5 separate regions of the Mus musculus genome follow, and regions 1, 3, 4 and 5 are each linked to region 2. A link is a loop called in an ENCODE intact Hi-C map of the cell type or tissue named here. Cell type or tissue: heart. All regions are shown on one strand.

What was found. Hi-C counts contacts between places; a loop is a spot of excess contacts. Peaks named below come from ENCODE experiments on the same cell type or tissue, not always from the same donor. Only the 100,000 strongest peaks of a DNase experiment are listed, where the experiment ranks them.
Region 1: it touches region 2 in a loop (2.5-fold over the local background); 5 of 42 quality-filtered maps call a loop at or near these places.
Region 3: a loop joins it to region 2, with 8 times the contacts of the local background. A loop is called at or near these places in 25 of 42 quality-filtered maps.
Region 4: it touches region 2 in a loop (2.5-fold over the local background); 2 of 42 quality-filtered maps call a loop at or near these places.
Region 5: it touches region 2 in a loop (2.2-fold over the local background); 2 of 42 quality-filtered maps call a loop at or near these places.

Annotation. Positions count from the first base shown.
Region 1 is chr19:33,078,134-33,083,133 of GRCm38, forward strand. No RefSeq gene overlaps it. Among named protein-coding and RNA genes, the nearest start is that of Gm29863, 5.1 kb to the right of the region's middle. In heart, no CTCF peak of the experiment used is centred here; a DNase peak (open chromatin) is centred at 2,028.
Region 2 is chr19:32,753,275-32,758,274 of GRCm38, forward strand. Pten (phosphatase and tensin homolog) reads left to right here and starts at 4,303. Exons shown (of 9, transcript NM_008960.2): 1 at 4,303-5,000. It also overlaps the pseudogene Gm36566. In heart, CTCF peaks have their summits at 2,589 and 4,020; DNase peaks (open chromatin) are centred at 2,907, 3,247, 4,297, 4,937 and 1 weaker place; H3K4me3 peaks cover 3,472 bases; H3K27ac peaks cover 2,696 bases; H3K27me3 peaks cover 891 bases.
Region 3 is chr19:32,949,037-32,954,036 of GRCm38, forward strand. No RefSeq gene overlaps it. Among named protein-coding and RNA genes, the nearest start is that of Gm36914, 8.6 kb to the right of the region's middle. In heart, no CTCF peak of the experiment used is centred here; DNase peaks (open chromatin) are centred at 1,975 and 4,445.
Region 4 is chr19:32,827,991-32,832,990 of GRCm38, forward strand. No RefSeq gene overlaps it. Among named protein-coding and RNA genes, the nearest start is that of Pten, 73 kb to the left of the region's middle. In heart, CTCF peaks have their summits at 186 (motif pointing left) and 2,092 (motif pointing left); no DNase peak of the experiment used is centred here.
Region 5 is chr19:32,880,091-32,885,090 of GRCm38, forward strand. No RefSeq gene overlaps it. Among named protein-coding and RNA genes, the nearest start is that of Gm36774, 48 kb to the right of the region's middle. In heart, no CTCF peak of the experiment used is centred here; no DNase peak of the experiment used is centred here.

The sequences.
Region 1 (5,000 bases), 320 kb after region 2:
TGCATGAGTGCATTTATGTGTACACGTGAGTACAGGAAGCTGCAGAGGTCAGAAGCACGATACATGCATGAGTGCATTTATGTGTACACGTGAGTACAGGAAGCTGCAGAGGTCAGAAGCACGATACATGCATGAGTGCATTTATGTGTACACGTGAGTACAGGAAGCTGCAGAGGTCAGAAGCACGATACATGCATGAGTGCATTTATGTGTACACGTGAGTACAGGAAGCTGCAGAGGTCAGAAGCACGATACATGCATGAGTGCATTTATGTGTACACGTGAGTACAGGAAGCTGCAGAGGTCAGAAGCACGATACATGCATGAGTGCATTTATGTGTACACGTGAGTACAGGAAGCTGCAGAGGTCAGAAGCACGATACATGCATGAGTGCATTTATGTGTACACGTGAGTACAGGAAGCTGCAGAGGTCAGAAGAGGGGTTGTACCCCCTGAATCTGGATTGCAGGTGGTTGTACCTCTGGGTTCTAGAAACCAACTCTAGGTTCTCTACAAGAATAGTAAATGCTTTGAACTGTTGCACTGTCTCTTCAGCTCAATTCTCCTAACTTTTAAACTGTGAAGTTTCACTTTGAGACTTGCTTAGGGGCATAAAAAAATTGAGAACATTTGCTCACTGCCAGATACTACTATCTAAGTTATTTGTGCAACGCAATGCCAAGGACATCCAAATAGACAATTTTAGCTCATTATCTACTTCTGGTTCATGAAAAAAAATGTGGTTATAAAATGTTAGTTTCAGTCTTCAATAAGTAACTAGACTTTGAGATATTAACCCTTGTAATTGATGCCCAGCCTAACTAATCATGTGTCTCTGGATACAGTTGGAGGGTTTCAGTTATCTGAGACTCAGGAAGTCTTCGCTTCAGCTGGGACTTCAAATTATGTTTTCAGAACACAAAGAACACTTGATAAAGTTGGAGGAAAATATTTTTCAAAAATATGTCACCAGGCAGCTTGGGAGCAATTTCACAGAACCATCCGACAGGGTATGAATGTAACCTTTGATCTCCGAAGTGAAGGTCAACCAATTTGTTTTTACTGGAGATATCTTATAATCAATTTGATGTCTGGGTAAATCAGTTTCTAAAGAAGAGGCTGTGTTTGCAGATAAGTGATACTTTCACCCTCCCAGTTTTAGCCATTTAACCCTCTCATCTCTGAATTAAAGTCCACTGCTCTTCTTAACTTTTTTCTTTTCTTTTGTGTATGGTAGAGAAGAGGCATCTATCTTAAAACACAGCATTTTAAGAAGGGAAAGATACTAGACTATTGTCCAAAGGTTAAAACCAAACCAAACCCAAAACCCAAACCAAAACTGATGTTTTAAGTTATTTTTTTTCCTTCTAAAAGACGACTATACAAAATATATTGCTTATTACATTTTTGTTTTTATTATATTTTAATCTGCCAGTATATCTAAAGTCTTTCTGGTGGACAACAACAGTTAAGTCATGATAAGCAAAGGATAGAACATAAACTAAACAAAAATTACAGACTAAGTTTAATAAATAAAACTTTATTGGTACAGGACTATGCCCATTCTTTCAGATATTATCCCTGCTTTCTAGCTTCTGACTAGTCGCAACAAGATGTACATTCCACAAAGCATAGCTGTTACTCTTTGGCTCTTTACAAAATAATGCCAACTCCAGGTCTTAACCAAAAGAGACTTGGAAAGGTTTTGGAAATAAATCCTTACCCCATACACTGCAATGGCTTGAGGGTAAAGGAAAGCATAGACGGATTTTAACCCAAATATTCATTTGTAGGAAGAGTCTTAGACTGGCATCAAGAGGATAGAAGGAACAATTATTTGGGAGGCACTGTAGTGACTGTAGCGAGACAAATAACTAAATTTATTCCTTGGATTCTGTAACAGCCTATCTAATAAAAATATGCCCCAGTGGAGATGGACCCCGAACTCTCAGCTAAAGTTGGCCACTGGGGAATACAAGCTCTTTCTCTGCAACAGATGTGTGGCTTAAAGTTCACCAGGAGTGCACTGCAGAGAGAGCACAGCACATCTTGTTCTGTCAGGGGATCAGCACTGGCCTGTAAATAGAATAACTAATTTAGTTACAGGACATAGGCAAACTGTGGGAGGAAGAGAAGGGCTAGGACTGAGGACAGGACTCAGCTTAACCATTTCTGGGTAAGGGTCTACTTTTTAAATAACAAGAGAAGTTAAATGCACTTTGGATCTGTCTTTTGCCAGTCATCCCAGCTGGCTAGCTGCCAGCAAGCCAACCTACAAAGGTGGTCACTGCAAATGTATTTAATTTCAGGCATGGATGCTCAACATACCTTGAAATTGCCCCACATGAAGAACTCCCAGTCCTACCCTTCCCTTCTCTTAGGAAGGAAGTACCTGCACTGTAACCATACACTTCCACCACCTACCTCTCTGACTTAAACTCTTGAGCATTCTTTCTGGATTTTTATTTCTCCCTTAGAAGAAGAAAAGCAGAGACTTTTGTCATGTAGTCTACTTTCTATGGGACATTGCTTTATCAGGGTTAGGGCGACAAGTCAGTTGGTAAAGTTCTTGGTGTGCAAGCATGAGGTCCTGAGTTCAAACCCCAGCACCCATAAAAAAAGCTAGGTGTGGTGGTGAGCACTTGAGAGGCCAGTGCTGGGGAGGCAGAGGCGGACTAATCCCCAGGGCTTGGTGAGCAGCTGCTCTAGTCTAATGGAGCCTCAGATCTATTGAGGGACATTGTCTCAAGAACCAGGTGGATGGCTCTTGAGGAATGACACTTGAGATTGACCTCTGGCCACCACATGCATGCATGTACACACACACACACACACACACACACACACACACACACACACACACAATTGTTTTATTATCTTAGAGACTTTCTTCCACACTGGGTCTTTCCATTTTGTAAAATTAAGTATAGAATGGAAAAATATTTTTTTCTTAACCCTGCTACTCTCTTTTGCTATGTCCCTAGCTTTGATGTTTGCTAGCAAGGGTAGAACTAAGTTATGCTGTAATAACAAATGATTTTTACATCTCATGATATGTTCAATGGACAATATTTATCTGTTCTGTGCATATGTTTCAATCTTTTGCTTTTCTCATCTAAGTGGAGGATCTCCTCCTGAACCATTGTGGGGGTTAGGGCGGAGGAGGAGGAAGAAGAAGAAGAGGAGGAAGAAGAGAAGAAAGAAGTCAGGGAGAAAAGGGGGATGAACAATGGAGGAGAAGAAGGAGAGAGGAAGAAGAAACAGAGAGAAAGAAGAGATTAAAGATCAAAGTGCAGGCTTTTCACCACTTTGGTCCAGAAAACTTCAGACTTATAACTGAACAGCAGCATGGCCCCTCCTCAAATGTAAGGGCCTTGAGAAATGGCATCTGCCTCTTAACTGGAGGACGAATGATCGGCATTAGTGATAGAGCCTTACTTAATTCAACTACACTCCTTTGAGCCACTCTCCATGTCACTTACCTTCCTGTCAGCTTGCCTATTTTTAGAACAGAGCTCTTGTTACCACCTGAAAGTGCCTTTGGTTTCATTTTTGTCTTGTATCACGGTGTCCTGGTGGTTGGTTATCTAGCCCTGTTATCTCTGCTCCTTCAGTTTTGGTTCCTTTGTAAAACCTGACCCACATGCTATCATTGATCTCTCTGAATTGCCTTCTTGGTCTGTGCTGTGTTGGATAGGTGTCACCTCAAGGCTCACCCATGAATGGCTTGGTATCCAGCCTTTATGCTATAAGAAGATGGTGGAACTTCTGAGAGGTGCAGGTGGAAGGCTTCAGGCCTTTAAGGGATTTTCTTCCCTTTTTGTTTTTTCTCTCTCTGGCCATGGGTTTGATGGTTTTACTCCACCTTGATGTAGCAGGCATGGTGGCGGCCGACAGAGTCAACTGATCCCAGCCTGAAACCTCGTACACAATGAGCCAAAGTCAACTGCTCTACTCAGAAGAGCATCGGTTACGGGGAGAAGCTGACCAAGGCATTGGAAGCCTGCCTCCGTCCCTTTATGCTTCTTTCCCCAGCATCCCTCACTAACGTCTCTTGCTTTTCTTCCTGGCTAATAGAGCTAGCCAGGTGGCCCAGGCTATCCTCGCATCTCTCCGTGTGCTCTTTCCCTTAAGCTTCAGTGCGAGCATCCAGTGCCCCAATGCTCAGCTAACCCACCTGTCCATCACTTTCTCCAGATCTAGGATTAAACTTTCTTTTACTGAGTTTATGCTCGTGTTTTAAAAATGAATATGAATTCATCCTCTCTGAGAAACAGACCTTCTTTTGACCTAGCAATTTCCGTTAATGGAACTGCATGAGAACACTCTGGACAAAAGTGAAGAGTACTCCAGCTTAAGTGGACTAAAAACATAAATTCATTACGTCTAGTGTCAAGAAGCGTCCATCAGCTCTGTTCACAAATGTATCTCTCAGCCCTGAGTTAGCCTCTCTAGTTACAAGAACCCTGCTCATTCTTAGAGACAAGCTGACCTCCACTCAGCCATGGCTATTTGGCAGCACCATTTTGATACCCACTGGAGTCATTTCAAAGGTTTCTAATAAGAAATAAATGATATCCTAATATTATTAGTAAAGACTAAAAATCATCTATCCATAATGGTTGGGACTGGCCAAATGATTTGGACTTCATTTTTAAAAGTTGACAGAATTTGTACATATATACAAATATCTGAACTGTAAATTTTATATGTATGTAGAAGATATATATCTATATATATCTATGAGATATTTGGGGAATGAGATCTAATTATAAACAAAGAATTTATACAACTCTTGTCAGCTTTCTGTCTTTGTGATGAAATACTTGAGACAATCACACTGAGGGAGGAAAGATTTATTTTTGGCTCCTAGTTCCAAAGATTTTTTTTCTTGGTTCTATTGTTTCTGGGCCTGTGATAAAGAATAGCATCGTGCCAAGGATTAGTGGTGGAGCAAACCTGCCTGCTTCTCAGTAGCCAAGGAAGGAGATGGGGCGGG
Region 2 (5,000 bases):
ATGGTTGTGAGCCACCATGTGGTTGCTGGGATTTGAACTCAGGACCTTCGGTAGAGCAATCAGTGCTCTTAACTGCTGAGCCATCTCACCAGCCCCTAGACAGGCATTTGAAATTTTCTCTTGGAATACAGGAATTGCAGGACTCACAGAGGTGCCTTCTGGAGAAAGCATGAGCAAGTGGTGTTTGAAAGAGCAATAGTGGGGTGGTAAGATGGCTCCATGGGTAAAGGTGTGTGCCATCAAACCTGACAACCTGTATTGGATCCCCAGAAGCTACGGGGTGAAAGCAGAGGACAGACTCTTGCAAGTTGCCCCCTGCTGTGCACAAATGTGCCAGGACCTGTGCACATGCGCCCTCATGCGCTTGCATAAACAACAGATAGATGTAAATTAAAAATAAAAAGTAGAAGGAGAAATCACAGAATAAATAAGAAGAAAGCTTTCAGAGCTGTAGAAGAACAGGGCAGTTTAAATTCAAAGCCAAATGTGCTAGCTAATCCATTATATATCTAGAAAATGCTTTTTTTTGATAAAAATAGAGAAGCTTGCTTAAAAATTAAAGCGCTAGACTGAGCTCTCTTGTTGAGGGGTCAGAGATGTGGGGAAGGAGAAAGGCACTACAGCAGCAGCGTGCTCACACACGAGATGCTTTTGCACAGAGCCTACAACAACACATCAACTATTTATATTACCTACATCCCCTTCTTGGTGTCCCACTTATCAAGGGAAAGAATTTTCTTTGGACATCTTTAGCATGTAGTAACAATAGAGTTCTGGAATCAGCTGTTGGAAACTATCATTAAAGCTGGTTTATCATACTCCCTAATTATTCTATATAGTCAGTCTCCCTAGAGCTTTACATAATTCTCCCTTCGTTATAAGCTTCTGTTTCTCCCTTGAGTGTTTTAAATCCAGACAGGTGAGGAAATGAAGCACTTGGAAACCAGTGTATTGTAATATCTGTACAGCCAAGCATATAAATATATACATTTTCATATATATATATATATATATATATATATATATATATATATATATATAAAATTGCTATATGGACTTTTTCCCTTTTGCCCTACTCACATCCTTTGAGTGGAATAAAGATGTGAAAAACTCCAAAAAATTTTAAAAGGCTGCACAGAAACATATTTGCTGCGAAAGGAAGTAGGGGTGTATTTAGAAACTCCCAACAAGGCCTGATGCTGTCAGCGTGGCCAGCTGATGTCAGAGGGGCCCACACACCTGCCAACACCGCGTGTCTGTTCCTTCAGCCCTGCAGAGCAGCCGAGCGAAGCAGCTAGCTGGCTTTCGGCTTTCTTGCCTCACTTGGTGGTGCTTGTGGGCTGGGGTCAGCGCTGGGATGCGCCTCCTTGTGCTCTATGGAGTGATGCTCTGGAAACAGAAACGGGTCCTTTTTTTTCCTCCAGCCAGGCATCAGGAAGCTTAGGGATGAATGTCTTTCTTTTTCTTTAGAGGAAGATTTCCGAGCTTCTTAGACGCTCCGAGTAATGTCACGCAAGATGCCTCCAGGGAAGAGGCAAAAGAGGGTGATGCTAGTAACAGGGACTCTGGGGACAGGAACGAATGTGGGCCATTTCCCCTTTTCAACCCACTTCTCTTGATGTAACTTCATCCTTATTTTTCCCCACAGCAGTAGTAGACACTCTGCTGAGCACCACTTAGGTTTTTGCTGTGCATCTCAGCTAACACTTTGACATTGGGGATTCTGTGTAAACTAGATCTCCATCTTAGATTAGGCTGTGTGAACCGAATTTATTTACATCGTTAGAAACCAAATAGAGGCCTCTCGGCTATTGTTCTCAGATTGCTCTCATTGGTCATCCCTGCCCTCCCTCTACTGACCAGAACCTTGCCCCAAAACAGCCTGTAATAAACATCAACGCTGGCTTAGCTTGGGCTGCTATCTCTGGCGGAGAGATCTTTAAAGGATGTATCTAAATGCAATGTTTGAGTAGCTTCAGAGAGCTCTAATAGAACTGTAAATATCCCCGGTTTAATTAGCAGTCCTGCAGTTCGGTAATGGCCCATAGCTCTCTGAGCCGAGCCTCTTGAGGTTTCTAGACTTCAGAGGCTGCCTGCAACTATGCTGTGTGGACCTATGAAATTTTCCTTCTCCTGTACTCTAAACCCCCAGCTAGCCTTTCCTAGACACCTACTCGCAATTATTGCAAATCCATAACTGACTACTATCCTCCGGATTTCTAAAATGATCCAGTGTTTCAGCTTAGGTCTCAACTCAGAGATACTTTAGGGCTCAGATTGGCATCCTGAGAATTAAGTCCCCTGGGAAAAGAACAATAAGGAAGAAAACTCTACCTACATTGGAGTTGATGTCATTTTTTTTTTCCCTCCAAGCTCAAGGTGATCGCTTGCTTTGTGGCTGGTTGGTGGGGGAGGAGGGGCTGTACGCTAGTTATCAGCATTTCTGAACCAGCTCTCTCAACCGCGACAGGTCAGCCAATCCCGGCAGTAAGCTTTTACTTGACAGGTTTGTTCTGGGCTGACAGCCATTGACTAGGTGCTCAGATAAGTCACTTGGCTGAGTCTACGGTAGGTGGGGCGCGCTCACCAGTTCAGGGGCAGTGACTGGAAGTTTGTTGCAACATCGGTAAGCCTAACCAGCCAGCAGCAACAGGAGATACCCTTTTGCCCCGCGAGTACAGATCTAGAAAGGGTTCACCTCATTAAGCGAAGGAGATGCGTCAATCCCCCCCACCCCCGCCCCGCGCCTCCCCCTAGGGCCCGGCCTCTTCTCCCACGGTTGGGAACGCGCGGTGTGGGCAGATCCAGAACAGGAGTCTCGTGTCCCGGCCTTCTGGCTAGCTCTATGGGTTACAAGCGAAAGGGAGGAACAGCTTGGGGACTCTCCGCGTCAGCGTGCACAAACCGGCGGCGGCCAGCAGAGAGGGGTGGCGGGGGCACGTGCTTGGATGTGGCTGCTTGTGTAACCAGCTCCCCAGGCGCTCGGCCCCGACAGCGCTCCTGCGGACGGCTCGTGGATGCTATTCTCTGCTCCGATCCGGCAAGAGAGGGGTCCAGCAGACCACACGGGAGAAGGAGGCGGGGGCGATCACCTAATAGAGCAGAGGGGACCAAGCTCCTGCCCCAGGAGCACACAGATAGGGGAATGGGAATTTGGAAAGTTCCCCAACTAGGACCACACGTGACCTCCTCCTGAAAGTAGTTCCGACCGCGGCTCATGTATCCTTCCACCTCGCCTTTGAGCCCTCCCAGGCCTGCTCGCCCCGCCCACTCGCTGGCTGCAGCTTCCGAACGTCCCATACTCCACACCCGGGCTCAGTAACCGGGTCCTCGAACATGCAAGGTCCGACAGGGTCAGAACCTGGCCATCGCGATCCAATTCTGCCGGGTTTTCATAGCGGCCACGAAGTGGGGATTGGGGGTGGGGGCTTAGCTCTTTGAAGACTGAGCTTGGCTGTGATCCGGTAGACCCACCGCTGCGGGGAGCTGCGGGTCTCATCACCGGGCGGTGGAGGGGTGTGTGTGAGGTGCACTCTATTCACGGAGACCCACTTTGTCCAACCAGGGGTGTCCTTTGGGCCCTGGAAACTCAGGGGAGATGTGAATGTACACGCCCCGTATGCACAATCATCATGCTTGGCTGGGAGCGTTCATCTTTCGGGCAAATGAACCCAGCTGCCTGGGAAGCAAGAGGCGGGGCAGGGAACCGGAGCCCGATGAGGTGACCCACGCGGGAGACACAATAGGGGTTGTTCTTTGTGCAAAGACTGACACCTTGAGGACACCGTGAGGGGGAGAGGTGTGTTATCTAGGTAAAGACTGTCGCCGACAAATCCTAGCGAAGCACTGCAATCTGACCACAGCGCAGGGCAGGGAATGAAAGCCGTTCCGAAGAAACGCAGGGACAGACGCAGGAAGGATAATCCTGCCCCTGAGGCTCCCGGAGCACCGACCAAGGCGGTCAGCTAGTGCGATCCACCTGTGAGCGGTCAGCGATTGTGCTCAGCGCACCCTCACTCGGCCCCAGCCTGTTGTACCTTTGCCGGGTCTCTCTGCGCTGAGGCCAAAGCCGGCGTAGCTCCGGGAGCGAGCCGCGGACACACTGGGCATGCTCCGCGGCGTTCCCCGCCCCTGTCCCTTCCGACGCCCCGCCCCGCCCCGCCCCGTCCCCGGCTCAGCGCCCGCCTCCCGCCCGCCTCCCGCCTCCCCTCCGGCTTTCCGAGGCGCCCTGCTCTCCCGGCGGGGCGGCGGAGGGGGCGGGCTGGCCGGCGCACGGTGATGTGGCGGGACTCTTTGTGCACTGCGGCAGGATACGCGCTTGGGCGTCGGGACGCGGCTGCGCTCAGCTCTCTCCTCTCGGAAGCTGCAGCCATGATGGAAGTTTGAGAGTTGAGCCGCTGTGAGGCCAGGCCCGGCGCAGGCGAGGGAGATGAGAGACGGCGGCGGCCACGGCCCAGAGCCCCTCTCAGCGCCTGTGAGCAGCCGCGGGGGCAGCGCCCTCGGGGAGCCGGCCGGGCGGCGGCGGCGGCAGCGGCGGCGGGCCTCGCCTCCTCGTCGTCTGTTCTAACCGGGCAGCTTCTGAGCAGCTTCGGAGAGAGACGGTGGAAGAAGCCGTGGGCTCGAGCGGGAGCCGGCGCAGGCTCGGCGGCTGCACCTCCCGCTCCTGGAGCGGGGGGGAGAAGCGGCGGCGGCGGCCGCGGCTCCGGGGAGGGGGTCGGAGTCGCCTGTCACCATTGCCAGGGCTGGGAACGCCGGAGAGTTGCTCTCTCCCCTTCTCCTGCCTCCAACACGGCGGCGGCGGCGGCGGCACGTCCAGGGACCCGGGCCGGTGTTAAGCCTCCCGTCCGCCGCCGCCGCACCCCCCCTGGCCCGGGCTCCGGAGGCCGCCGGAGGAGGCAGCCGCTGCGAGGATTATCCGTCTTCTCCCCATTCCGCTGCCTCGGCTGCCAGGCCTCTGGCTGCTGAGGAGAAGCAGGCCCAGTCTCTGCAACCATCCAGCA
Region 3 (5,000 bases), 200 kb after region 2:
GAGACAGAGAACCCCTGATGCAGCTTGTTCCCCAAGAACCACAGGCTTCCTTCCAAGTGGGCAAACCTCGTAGATAGCATAACAAAACTGCCTTGTAGGTCTTAATAACAAAAATTAAGCTACTTGTAGATGAAGATCTCACCACTCTTACCACCAGCCCCACCAAATCTAAGCCTTGACATATAGGAGATTTTCAAGAAAAATCCTCTTATTCTGGCCCTACCCCAAGAGTCAGCCTTGCCTGCCACTCAAGCTGTCAAGACACTTAACCTGCCACTGTTGATGAAAGCTAAGAATGAGTGCCTTGGAATAATGTATGTATTTAAATAAGAGTAGTGATAATAGCAGTACAGGTAGGCTACCAATCATTTACTATGTGCATCTTACACATTTTAATCCACGTCACCCTGTCTGTTGCCTTGCAGCAGGTCTGTGCTAGACTCATTTTACAGAAGGAAAAGCAGAAGCTCAGAGAGGGCAAATGCTTTGTCCAAAGTTAGGAAGCTAAGAAAGGGAGAGTACAGCTCTCAGTTACTAGATCTGTATTGCATTTTCTTGGAGGTGGGTGGGTGGGGGGGAAATCACTGTTCTATTCCTCCCACATATTATAAGTAACATTCAGTGGTGACTAACAGTTCATCTAATTTATTTACATATTTTAAACAATTTAGTTATTATTTTTATTTTACGGGTATGAATGTTTTCTCTGCACATGCATTAAGCATGCTATGTGGGTACGGTGCCTTCAGAGGCCAGAATAAGGCATCAGATGCCCTGAAATAGGTGTGATGGACAGTTCTAAGATGCTAGGGGTGGTGGAAACTGAATCAACACCCCATGCAACAGCAGTAAACATTCATAATAAGGGAGCCATCTCTCTAGCCCATATAAATTTGCTTTGACAGCCAGTGGCCTTCATTTAATCTATAATGCTTATAGATCTTAGGCAAATATTTTAGCATCTTAAAGCTTGCATTTCCTAATCTTCGAAATGGAAAACAAAGCTGCCTACTGTGTGATGTTCTCCGAGGACAGATGATATGAGGCACTCATAGTGGTTGGTTCACAACTAGCGTTCAGCATATTTTAATTATCTAATAATAGGTAATTTGATAAGTGCTCCAGGCTGACCGGGGAACTCACTGTGTATCTGAGGCTGGTGTCAAACTCACGATGTTCATCCTCTCTCAGCTGTCCAAGTGCTAGGATTGCAGACCTGCCCCACAGTGCATGGCTTTGAAGTTCACAGTGATGTACATCAGAATCCTAAGTGAGAACTTCTCAAAGTACTGAGATCTGGCTCCCCTGTGGGATATTCTGAAGAAGTTCCCTAAGTGATTCAGCCACACTGTTGTTGGTGGGCTCAGTGCCAACTGTGATACACATCTACTAAGGGTGTGCTTGCTCAAGACACTGTACTATGCACTATGAATAATGAAGTAAATGTCACATAAAATCACGTGGGAGGCTGTTGGGAGCTTCACTAGTTGACCATCCGTGGGGCGGGTTTTGGAGGCTCAGCAGCACCATCTTTCTTAAATGATAACAGAAAAATCTGTGAAGACTGGAAGCCCAGAAGTGCAGAGAACAGACTTTAGAGAGAGCAGAAAGAAGAGATCCAAGGGCTGGTTGGAGTTAGAGCAGGTTAGCCTTGGATTCCCGACCTTGAAATTATTTTCCTATTATAACAAATTCGAGGAATCATCAAATTTGTGAGACATTGAGCTTTCCTGAGGCAGAGAGTGAATTTTAGAGACTGCTCTTGCAGCTGGTAGGTCTTGTGCTCTGGTAAGTTAGAAGATGAAGAATGGAAAGGTCTCAGAATGGAGGGGGAGCTTGGGCCAAGCAGGTCACTGACAGGTGGCCAGGGCAAAGGAACAGTTATGTAAAACTGATTAGATGTTGGGGGAGGAGTGGAGAGGGGAAGAAGAAGTGCTGAGGACATTGTGCCTGGGTGAGGGGAAGAATTGCGCTGCAGCAGAGAAGGGGAAGTTGGAGTCTGAGCTGACTGGAGGAGGGGAAAGACTAGGTGACCTTGATTGGGAGATGCTGGAACTGGGTACCCATATCCCAGGGCCATGTGGAGATGTGGTACTCAAGGGAGAGGGGTAGGCTACACACATACAAATAAACTACAGTGTGAGCCATCAGCATTGAGGGGAATTGCTTGGAGCTCTGGCTCTGTGTTGTGGGGTATCTGTGAAGTTAAGCCACCGTAAGCAGATTTCTATGTATGTTAAGAAGTTGACAACCTCCTATTATATACCCTAAATAGAATCACCTGTATAGAAGTGGTGACACTCTTGGACAGTTGAATCACCATGTTCCTGATTGCTACAATACCTCAGACTATTGATTATTTTTGCCATGGCTAGACTGTTGATAGTGATATTTCACTTCACAGAAAAATAATTAACTTCAATTTGGTCAAAGACCTGGACACAAGAGCTAAAATTATGAACTCTTGAGGAAGAAAACAACATCAAAAATGTAAATCTTTTAGGGCTAGAGAGATGACTCAGCAGTTAAGAGCACTGACTGCTCTTCCAGAGGTTCTGAGTTCAATTCTCAACAACCACATGGTGGCTCACAGCCATCTGTAATGGGAACTGATGCCCTCTTATGATGTGTTTAAAGACAGCTACAGAGTATTTGTATACATAAAACAAACAAACAAATGACTCTTAAAAAAATCTCTAATAAAAAAATAAAAACCTACTTCTTAAAAATACCTGTAAATCTTTGTACTAACATGCCTTAAAATGGGTAATATTAGATACAGTACTTAAAGTAAAAACAATTATAAACCGGGCGTGGTGGCCCACGCCTTTAATCCCAGCACTTGGGAGGCAGAGGCAGGCAGATTTCTGAGTTCGTGGCCAGCCTGGTCTACAAAGTGAGTTCCAGGACAGCCAGGGCTATACAGAGAAACCCTGTCTTGAAAAATCAAAAAAATAAAAACTAAAATAAACTAGATTTCATCAAAACTTAAATTTTGTATTTCAGGGACTGTCAAGAAAGTGCAGACTCATAGCATGGGAGATAATATCTGCCAATCTAATTATCTGAGAGAAGTCTAGTACTCAGAATAAGTCAAGAACCTTTAATACAACATTGAAGGACAATAACCAATTAAAACCGGCCGAACCATTATAGTAAATATTTCTCCTGAAAAATGTACAAATGAAGCTGAGTGTGGTGTCACATACCTATAATCCCAGCACTCAGAGGGGGCTGAGGCAGGAGGAGTGTGATTTCAAGACTGCCTGTGCAGCATCAGGAGACTATGGATTAATCCCCTCTTATATACACAAATGGTCAAGACTCAACATTGAGCTATCTGAGAAATGTAAGTCAAAGGCACAATGAGGTACCATTTCATACCTACTAGGGTGGCAATCATTATTATCATGATTACTATCAATTATCCTGAGATAGTAACAGAGGTAAGTGTGATGTTTTAAATTAAAATGGCCCCCATAGCCCCATAGGGAATGATACTATTAGGAGGTGTGGCCATGTTGAAGGAAGTGTGTCATTAGGGGCAGGCTTTGAGGTTTTGGATGCTGAAACCAGGCTCAGTGTATTGTGACTCATTCTCTTTCTGCTGCCTGCCAATTCAGATGTAGAATTCTCAGCTACTTCTCCAGCAGCACGTCTACCTTTGTGCTGCCATGCTTCTTACCATGATAATACGTATCCCCATATTTCTTCACTATTCACCCTTGCCTATCCCTGCCCTGCCGCGAGTCTTTAAACTCTAGTCACAGCATGGTTAACACAAGATGCTAAAAAAAAGCATAAGAACAGCTGTTCTGATTCCGTGCTTCACGACCTGCTCATAGCGTGCTCCAGCTGTGGAGAGCAGCTCTAAGGGAGGTCCAAGCTTTAGTTCTGGTGAGCGAAGCTGATACAAAGGTGAGCCAGAACACAGTCTCCCGAAGTGCATCCTTCTGCCTCACAGGACAGGGTCCACTCAAGCTTTTGCCCAGTTGCTCTCAGAGTCAAGGGTTCTTCCTAACCTTTCCACAGACAGAGACCTCCTCAAGCTCAGGTGTTAGAACCTGCCAAGGCTCCACCCATCGCTGGCTTCCTGTGAACAGGTGTGCTTGGAACTTTGGAACCTGTGTTTTGAAATTTGTAATTTGAGGTCCTCAGAGGTTGCAGGCACCATCTAGGAAAAGGGGAGGGATTTGAGGCAAAAGGGACTAAGATTCTGACTCCTACCTCATTCGAGAGGAAAGAACCAATCCGTTTAACAGAGTGTCCTTAATGGCGGTTGAGTGTATGGGGGTGGGGGAGGGGGGGTGTCTGTGTGCGCAGATGCAGCTCAGAGAGCTCTCATTCACTGCCTTTCCCTCTGGCTCTCTCCCTGCACACACTGTTCTCTGAGCTCCATGGCTTCCTGTGCTGCGCTTCCTGTTTCCTTGTCAAACTTCATATAAGCATTTGCTGAGGGCTGGGCAGGTGTCAGGCTCCGTGGCTGGGAGGAAGCAGCAGGTGGAGGACATAGGATGTTGATGACACTTGGGCTGGAGTTCACCAAGTTCCCCTTTTAGTTCGTAATCTCTGTTTATGATTTGAGTACCTAGGAGAACCGGCTAATTCCAGCAGATGGAAAAGAACTCTAGCAGGCTAGAGCATCCCAGGCCAACGAGAGCTTCAAATACTTTGAAGATAGAGGATAACCCTTCCTGCCTCTCATTCCTGGGAGTGTCCTCGCAGGCTCTGTAGGTCTCTCGAAAACGTAGCTGATACACTGAGTAGTTCTCCAACCCTTTCCTTCTGACCTCAGCCAATCTCCTCCTTTGTGATCACACATTTCTAGGGTGTGCTAGGCAGGAACGATTCTTGTCTCTATTTAATGATGCTTAAATATAATAAGTGTAATTCCTACAAGACAGTCTTGGCCAAAAATAGAAAACCCTGTTGCTCTTTCACTTCACCTCCCACTCTCCCACTCCTACGTTCACACCACAGCATCCTATAAGGTTTTTGTT
Region 4 (5,000 bases), 75 kb after region 2:
GGAAGATTTGGAAGGGAGGAAGGCAAGGGGAGAAATTATGTAATTAAATTACATTATCGGGCTGGTGAGATGGCTCAGAGGTTAAGAGCACCGACTGCTCTTCGGAAGGTCCTGAGTTCAAATCCCAGCAACCACATGGTGGCTCACAACCATCCGTAATGAGATATGATGCCCTCTTCTGGTGTGTCTGAAGACAGCTACAGTACTTACATATAACAATAAATAAATTAAAAAATTACATTGTCTCAAAAAATAAGAAAATAACTAAAAATTTTAATTTTACTTAATGTTTTCCTGTGAATATTATTGATAAGAAACCTTTTTGTGTGGCTGCCTTTAACAGAGGAGCCACAAGCTATATTCTTGTTACTTATTACGTTTGTGTGTTTTTGTATATGCAAATGTTTGCCATGATACTCCATGTAGGTTAAGAGGACAACTTGTCAGGAGTCTTTTTTCTCCTTCCACTATGTAGGTCCCAGAAGTTAAACTTAGGTTGTCAGGCTTGGTGCTCATCTCCTGAGCCTTCTCATCTGCCCATACCAGGTATTCTTTAGCAAGTACTTCAGTAAGTACAGCCATTGTAAGTCACAAGAGCAATTAGACTTCTTCATGGTAGAAATAATTAGCTGATGGAAAGATTATATTTTAGGATTATAAATGTTCTTGGGGGGGGTTTGTTTTTGTTTGGGAGTTTTTGGTTTGTTTTGAGACAGGGTACTTAGGCTGGCATTATACTCACGATATAGTTCTGGCTGACCTGCAGCACATGATCCTTTGGCTTCAGTCTCCCAGGTAAGAATACTGGAATTACAGATGTGTTGCCAACACCTCTGGTTATTAGTGATGTGTGTGTGTGTGTGTGTGTGTGTGTATACACACACAGTGAATGTTTTACTCTTTTGGTAAAAATGGAGGTCTGAGGTAAAAGTTTCCTATGTCAGCTGTCCATAGGGAAGACTTAAAAGACTTTGCTTCAAAAGATTGAGGGCTGGTGAGATGGCTCAGCAGTTAAGAGCACCAACTACTCTTCCAAAGGTCCTGAGTTCAAATCCCAGCAACCACATGGCGGCTCACAACCATCTGTAACAAAATCTGATGCTCTCTTCTGGAGTGTCTGAAGTACAGCTACAGTGTACTTACATATAATAAAAAAGTAAGATTAAAACAACATCAGGATGAACATGATTTTCTCAGGTATAAAATGGTGGCTAAGAGGTACTTGGAAGTCTCAAGCAACTTGACTGAATCTCCAAAAACTTAAGTAAGTCAGGTTCTTTACCTGGAAGGCAAAACAGCAGCACAGGGAGGAAAAAAAAAATCAAAGTACTGAAGCAGAAGTAAGAAGAGAATGTGACGCAGGAAAGAAGTGAGGAGAGCCCAGACTACACAAGAGGGAGGCCAGAGCCACAGCGGAGTTGTAGCCTGGTGGTTCTGAGTCTGCCCTGGGTGAAAAGCATATTTCACTTTCCTTTAGGGAGAGGTGATTTCATTCCTGAAACCTTAAAAACAAAGTATCCAACTTCACAGCTAGGTAGTAAGGAATTGGATTTGAACCCAGCATAGTCTGTGGTTTCTTCCATAGTATGACACAGTCTCTCTCTGTTTTTTTGTTTTTTGTTTTTTTTTTTTTTTGGTTTTTGGATTTTCGAGACAGGGCTTCTCTGTGTAGCCCTGGCTCTCCTGGAACTCACTCTGTAGACCAGGCTGGCCTCGAACTCAGAAATTCACCTGTCTCTGCCTCACAAGTGCTGGGATTAAAGGCGTGCGCAACCACGCCCGGCTGGCACTGTCTCTTAGAGTCAAATGCGAAACAGTTGAAAATTGAAGCTCTGAAATAAATTGTATCATGGAGTCACTGGATATTCTTCATTTGTTAGAAATAGTAAAAAGAACAAACCAGTGTTAGGTCTTGCCAAAAAAAAAAAAAAAAAAAAAATGGACATCAAAAATAATTGCTTAGGTACTGGGGAGGTGGCTCAGCAGTTAAGAGTCCTGGCTACTCTTGCAGAGGGCTCAGATTTGGTTCCCAACACCCCAATGGCAGCTCACAACCTATGGAACTCAAGTTTCAAGGAATCCAACGAATGCCCTCTTCTGGCCTCCATGAGATTGCATGCTTATAGTGTTTCACATACAGTGCGGGCAAAATACTCATGCACATAAAGATAAATCTTTAAAAAAAAGCCATTTAATTCAAGCCATAAGAGTCTTGACAGGGTACATTGGTAAGTTATGGGTATATAATGGTGTGTATCAGGAGACAGAATTGGAGCTCTGACTTGCTAATGCGGTGTGAAATCCATTAAATAAATGTCCTTTGTTTTTGTTTGAGCTGGAATATTCAGATTGGTGGATGGTGCTCAGTTAACTTCCACTCAGCAAGTCTGTTATGTGCCTCCAGTTAGAATCACCCTAGTGTAGAAGCTAGAGAAGCTTGTAGACCATGCCGCGGGAACAGCAAGTGCAACAGTTTGATGTGGGAACAAAGCTAGGACACCATGAAAGGAAGGCAGAGCAGATCGTAGGATAAAATGGTGGAAGGTGAATTTTGGAGAAATACTCAGAGGAGCTCATGGACTGATCAAAGCATAATAAAACCACTGAATCATTCCGCACAGATAGCAACTAAGAATCTCTGCACCAACCAAGGGTTTGTGTGACTCTCCTAGTCCCACACTCCCCTCTCCGGCCATGCTAACTGCCGTTAGGTGTGTTTGGGGGTGGGGTGGGGTGGGCGGGGCATCTTTCTAACTTATTCCATGCTGAAAGGGAGAACAGAGAGGGGCAGCCATCAGAGTGTCTCTCAAGAGGGTCAATAAGGAGCTTTGATAAACTTAACTGATGATCCTGAACATAAGGCAACCATTGGTGACTATGCATCCTCGGAGCTAGCTCCGTGAGCGGCATAGAGTCTTTAACACACTGTTAGTACTATTTTAATTCCTATTGAAAAAGTAGTCCAGAAAATTGTTGGAGAAGCTGAGTGTGGCAGCTCGTGTCTTCAATCCTAGCCCCTGGGAGACAGAAACAGGAAGGTCTCAGTTCAAGGCCAGCCTGGTCTATATAGTAATTTCCAGGTTTGTCAGAACTATGTAGAGAGATCTGTCGGAGAAAAAGAAAATGCCGTGGGTGATTATGCCCCATTTAGAGAAAGATCACAAGAACCTTAGTAGGCTTTGTCATCAGTAAGATGCTATTTTCTTTGCCACCACTGTCCATTGCAAGATGTATATGGTGGAGCAAACTGGTAGTCTGGCTTGGGTTTGTCTCAAACCCAAGCCTTTAATTAGTTTAAATTTAGAAGTTGGCCTTTTGGTTTCTTCCATCACAGCCTCATGGGGGGTTAAGAAACCAAGTTAATGAAGAAAATTCCTTAACCCGATGAGTAATATTAAGACTTACTTAGTAAGACAGAATGTAAATCGTGCAGCTGACTGGACCATGTGCCAAAACCCTGTGGAAAGAGGGGGTCAGAGAAAACCGTCTTCTCTACATCTAGACTGAGTGAAGTTTTGCTTGAGAGATCTGAGTCTAACTGCAACTGGCTGTTACTCCTTAGGCCTCGGAGCCCTGCCTAAGAAGTGGATGCCTGGGAACTCCTCCAGACTTGTCCAAGTAATTTTCCCATTGGCACTGCCCACCTAGGGAAAGGGGCCAAAAACAGATAAGAAAGATGGCAAGCTTCAGGCTTCTTTCCCACACTCCTGACCTGAGACAAAGGCCTAAGGGCCTGGTGGGCTTTTTCTTCTGACAATAGACCCCCTTGCTGGTAGGCTGTTCTGACAAGTTCAAGGCTGAGGCCACATATGGGCACATTAGCCTCTCTCCTTGCTTTTGTTCAATCTGACCAGGCCTAAATTAGCAGAGGAAGACTATTCAAAGGCCCTCAAAACTCCCAGCCCTCCATAAGAAACTGGACTTCAGTGTCCCCAGTCCTCCTCTAACTTTCAGAGGTTCTTTCTCTGTGTCTCTTACCATGTGTTTCCTCGCCCCTAGTAAAAACCTTGCATCAGCCATTAAAGAAAATCTCCCCATGAAACATGAAAAGTAACTGTAGGGTTAAACAGGCATAGGTCTTGTTCCTTCATCTTAGTTTTTCAACGGAGCTGGGACCCACATATAGCCTGGTACAGCAGGGGTGTTATGATTAGCTAAAATGGGAATCCTGTTCTCTGGCTGGGGGTTGGGGGCAAAAAAAAAACTGATACAAGAGCCAGAGAGCATAGTGGGGCTAGAGGTGGGTCACTGGGGAAAATACAGACTAACTAGAAAGGAAATCTTTACTTCCAATTTAGGGACTTCCATGTACCCGACACTTATCCCCAAGGGGGATGGGTATAGAGACAGAGCCCAGGGAACACGCCCAAAGTGTCAAACATGAAAGTGAAAGTGATGGAGTTCCCACTCAGAGGTGAGACACAACTCACAATCTGAGTTTACCAGTTGATTTCATTCATCCACCTATCCATCCATCCAATGCTTTTCTGAAAATTATAACAGGACCTTTGCTGTACACAGTACGCCATCCAATGTTTCCTAACTGGGAAGGACTGGGAAAATGAGAGCAACAAGGAAAAAGACAATCAAGCGATGCCAACTGCAGATTTCCCAGATGGAAATGCTTAGACTAAGTCAAATGACAGACAAAAACAGCTATTGTAATGATTGTGTTATAATCATATTGTAAAATGATTAGAAATATACAACTAAATGGAAAGATGGTCTCAGCAAACAAAATTACGTTATTTCTAAAAGATATGGCATCTGAAAGAAGAAAAGAACATACAAAATGGACAATTCAAGAGAGGCTATGAAGAGCCTAGCCAGTAGATGAAGAGAACTTGGTAACTATCCATCTTAAGAGCAGCTTGAGAATCAATTGTCTTACTTACTCACTTTACATCCTGCTCACTGCCCACTCCCAGTTAGCCCCTCCCACAATACTTACCTCATCCCCTGTCCTCTTCTCCTCTGAGTGGGTGGGGACCCCCTGGGTA
Region 5 (5,000 bases), 130 kb after region 2:
CAGAACAAGCATTGGATAAACATGTACTTTAATTCCTTTTCTTGCAGGATGGATACTCCCCAGCTCCTTCCCAGAACGCTGTATCATTGTGTGACCCTTCCCAGAATGCTGTATCATTGTGTGACTTTTGTGAGCCTCAATTTCCTTACCTGAGAAAGCAGAGATTATACCTTACTGTAGATTTGCCACACTCGGCTTTAACCAGGATCAAATGAGGTAATCTATGTAAAGTAACTTGCATAGCACCTGGCACAGAGCGGGCAGACAGTAATTTGTAGCTGGGATTACCTTAAAACCTGTTAATTTACTTTAAGCCAGTTGTTGAAGTGGCTGGGCCGTCTGCGGGGAAAGGATCATATGCACTTGATTAATTTTCAGCCCTACTGAATGGATCGTCTCCCTAGCATTATCAATGCAGAGTTGCCTTGGGTTTCCAATGGCTCTGTGCTGTTTTGATATTTGCGCGCACCGCTCTGCGCTTGCCAGGGTTGGCGTAGCTATCCTCATTGTCGGTTACTTTGAGTGGTGAATGAGAAAACGTAAAACTTGTTCTCCTCAAGGGTCAGACAAGACTTGAGGACCCAGAGAATGGGAAGGTTTGGAAGAGTGGGGGTGGGAGGTGGGGGTTGGGGGATGGGACATCCTCTTGGAGACCGGGGGACCGGAATGAGGAATGGGATGAGGACAGACGGGGAGGGGGATAACGATTGAACTGTTAAAAAAAAAAAAAAAAAGATTAAAGAATAATAATAATTAAAACAAAAAACAACAACAACAGAAAAAACCCAGCTCTCCTGGCAAATCCCAAGCATGTAGCATTTTTTTTTTTCAAGACAGGGTTTCTTTGTGTAGCCCTGGCTGTCCTGGAACTCGTTCTCGAACTCAGAAATCTGCCTGCCTCTGTCCCCCCCCCCCCCCCCCCCCCCCCCCCCGAGTGCTGGGATTAAAGGCGTGCGCCACCATGGCCGGCTATGTGTAGTACTTTTCAATGGAGTGTAGTTAGGGGTTGTATTCTACTCAGAGCTGATGCGCCGCTACCCTTTGCGTTACCTGAACTCATTGTTCCTGTCGCCTATCCCTTTGGAAACTACCGTTACCTGTTTCTATGAGTTTGTCTTCTTCAGGGTACCAAGGTAAGCAAGACTATCTGCTGTTTGTGCCTGGCTAACTTCTCAGGCACAAACCCCTCTACGTTCGGTCATGTTATTGTAAACGACAAGAATGCCATTTTTTTGGGGTGGGGGGGGTCGGTCTCACTGACTTAGAGAAGGGATAGACTGTTTATAGAGAGAGAAAGAGTGTACCACTTAAAGTTTTGTATGTGTGGTGTTAATTTTAGCCTTGTCATCTTTATTGTCTGTTTCTCTCATCTTTAATTTCTTGTTTCTTTCCTTTCTTCCCTGATAACCAAAGTGTCTCCTCCCACTGTGAGGGTCAGACAAGCGAGCAAGAGTCATCAGGCCATGGACTGGTCTCAGGCAGCCTCTAGTCCTTTCCCAGGGCCTTAGCGGTACTACTTCCTGTCTCTGCTTTTTAAACAGTGTCAAGGGCTGGTCCTCTTCACTCCCTACTGCTTATGCTCTGGAGTTTCTCTGTATCTCACTAGCAACTCTCAACTCTGGCCCCACTTCCTCTTCTCAGGAAAGCTTCATCTTTACCATGTCAAATCCCGATTACACCTCTAAGCCTGCTCAGCAGGGAAGATGTTTTTGTTTTTTGGGTTGTTTGTTTGTTTGTTTGTTTTTTGGAATAGCCATGCCACTAGCCCATGGAGGGGAACCTCTAGTGTTTCTGCTTTCTGACCCCACCTTAGCCTCCGTGGGCTGGCTTCACCTTTCTGCTCAGCCACTCAGGAACCACTAGTATCAGCCAACATGAACAGTCCAGAGAGTCCAACAGTACAGTTGGGTGACTACATTATGTATTTTGCTTTTACCAAATAATTTTTTTCTCAGAAATTGGATGGCAGTGGCGCATGCCTTTAATCCCAGCACTTGGGAAGCAGAAGCAGGCGGATCTCTGAGGCCAGCCTGGTCTACAGAGTGAGTTCCAGGGCAACCCAGGCTACACAGAGAAACCCTGTCTCAAAAATACAAAACAAAACAAAAGAAAACAAACAAACAAAAAAAAACAAAGCCAAAACAAAAACAAAACAAAACAAACAAATAAATGAATAAATAAATATTTTTTCCTCAGTGTCCAAATATCATCTTAAGGGCTGATTCAGTCCATCATCTCTTGTTTTGCATTTATTTGTGAAATGTCCCAGAACTTGCTTTAGTCTATGACTGTTCATTTATGTGCTTTCTTTCAGACCAATGGTCAGTAGTAATTTTTTTAAATAAGTATTTTAGGCATTGTAGATGGTATAGTTTCAGCTGCCACTAACTAGCTATAGCTGCTTTAGAATAAAACCAGCCTTAGACAGTATGAATGTGTTTGCGTTCTTACAAAACTTTACTTACCAAAGGAGGTGGTGAGTTCGACCAGCCTACAAGCCAGTGTTTCACATTGTGCACTCCTGGGGGTAATTTAGTGAGAACTGAGAGCAAAGAGAGCCCTTTACCTGCCAGATGATGTAAGACACAAGAGAGACTCAGTTCTTTACCTCAGGGATCTCCTATGGAAACCAGACACAGCTGAGGTATGGGTTGGATTCCAACAGGCGTGGCAACAGAGAGCACTGAGATTCAAATGACTCAGTTACAGAGGCAGATCTGGAAATCAGGAGTCAAGCTGTCACCGGGATGGGATTCCTCAGGGCTCAGAGGGTTATCTGCTCAATGCCACACTTTTGGCTTCTTCTGGCTTGCTGAAAGAGCCTTGACAATCTTTAGTTTGCAGTTGCACCAATCTTCTGCCTCTGCATGGCTTTCCCAGTCCCCACTCTGCATATCTCTTTCAGTAACCGAATGCAGGCTTCCTTAAGAAACACAGTTACATAACCTTAGCGTCTACCCATGCCCTCATTTTAACCTGTCTCTGTAGAGACCCTCTTTCCAACTGAGAACACGTACAGGAAAATCAGCACTTCAAAAATGTCATCTTTTGGGCACACAGTAAGGTGTTACGCCATAAGGAGATTTGTGTATTTACTGTGTGTATGTCTGGGCAGCAGAGGGCAATTCGTCTCATGGGATGGTGGACAGGAGGAAGGAAAGGGTGCACACCACTGTCATACTGGCTAGCTTCACTGCACCAAAGGAGGAAAGAGGATTCCAGATGAGCGGACAACTTTGGCAAATGCAGATAGGCGGGAACAGAGAGCATATGTTGGATAACCACCCTGGAACAAGATGGTGGGCTGGTGGAAGGCACTCCAGTAGATTCAGGAAGCTAGTCTGAGCAACACTACATAAGAATGTCCTCGACACTATACTCAACACTACATATGAATATCATGAAGGCTATACTCAGCACTACACACAAATATCCTCAACACTACATATGGATATCCTCAACACTACATATGGATATCCTCAAGGCTTGCTCGGACAGTGTTGCTAATGGGGTAAGAGAAGCCGAGAGTGCGGTTGTGACGAATCAGCATCTGTTAATTCCCTTTTGTCGTTCAGTGGTTGGTGACACCTTGTTTCAAGGACACCTTAGTGTCTGAACTGTTACCGTGGAGTCTGACACTCAGTAGCTCACCGATTCCTCAGGTTTCCTAAGCTTCTGTGTGTTCTAAGAAAAACAATTCAAGGAAATACACCTGAGAGGTCTAATTGCTGAGCAACGTCTGCGATAGAAATGTGTAACATGTTTGTCTTTTGGTAATAATAGCTATTCTCTTCTTTCTCCTCTCATCTGTTGAAAGCAGAAACTCAGTACCTCAGCATCTCCTATATTAGCTCATTTAATCTGCACATGCCTCCATGAGAAATGATGGCCTCCACTTAGCAGCAAAGTAACAGGCGTTCAGAGTAGCCCCACATAATCCAGCTGCTCTTTTGACACAAACCTACATCACCTTCCTCTTGTTCTCCCCATCACACTCATTGTCTTTCCATTCTCATCTGTCCATGGCCTCATGGGCCAATCTGTCTGCATCCATTTTGCTACCCTGCCATCCAATTCACCCAATGACTGGCATATTGCTTTTTCCTACAGATGGTGTCAGTAATAGATCCAGCTATTTTAAAGGGCCTTTCTTTTTTTTTTTTCCTCACCAGTAAATTCTTACCAGCTGCATATTAAAACCCAGCCCTTCAGACTTCCTAGCTAAGCCAGTCTCTGGTTGGGAGGGAAGAGGATATTCCACAGGTTACGTATTTAAATATAAAACTCTGAAATGCAGCTAGGTGTGGTAATGCCCACCTTTTAATCCTAGCAGCTGGAAGGCAGGGGTAAACAGATCTCCACTTTGAGGCCAGCTTGCTCTACATACAGCATTCCAGGCTAGGCAGGGCTGCATAGCAAGCAAATCAAACAAAACAAAACAAAACACCGCCCAAAGTCTGAAATGTCATTGTAGCTGTGGGACTCTATGAAAGGAAGTTTGGAAATGCTGAGAAGGGTGTTTGAAAACAGCTAAAAGTGGAAATTTCTGGTGCCAGTAGCGTAATTTCTGTATTTCAGTTGTTTTGACATTTATCCAAGTCTGACTTTGTCTATAGATCTCGTTAAGTATTGGAGGTCAAAAATAACTTCCCAAAACCACCCTTTGTGATAATACTGTTAAGTAAACTTAGAGCTCAGGGCAGGTCATCCAGTGCTGACTGGCTGAAATAAAGGCGGTCAACTTGGTTCTCAGGGAAGCTTTGGAGAGTCTTGAGAGGAATTCTGAGTTTATGGTCGGCATGAGGAGGCTAGTTCCCAAATCTCTAAGCTGGACTAGGTCATATTTATTTTATAAAGGCTTCTTGAAGTTCACATGCCTCTCCTTTCCTGACAGCTTTCTTGACTAGAAAATAAGCACAGAACTTTTGACCATAGCCATCCCTACAGAAAGCAACTTTTTAGAATTTGGAAGTGGCTTTTGTATGCAGGTCACATGTGTG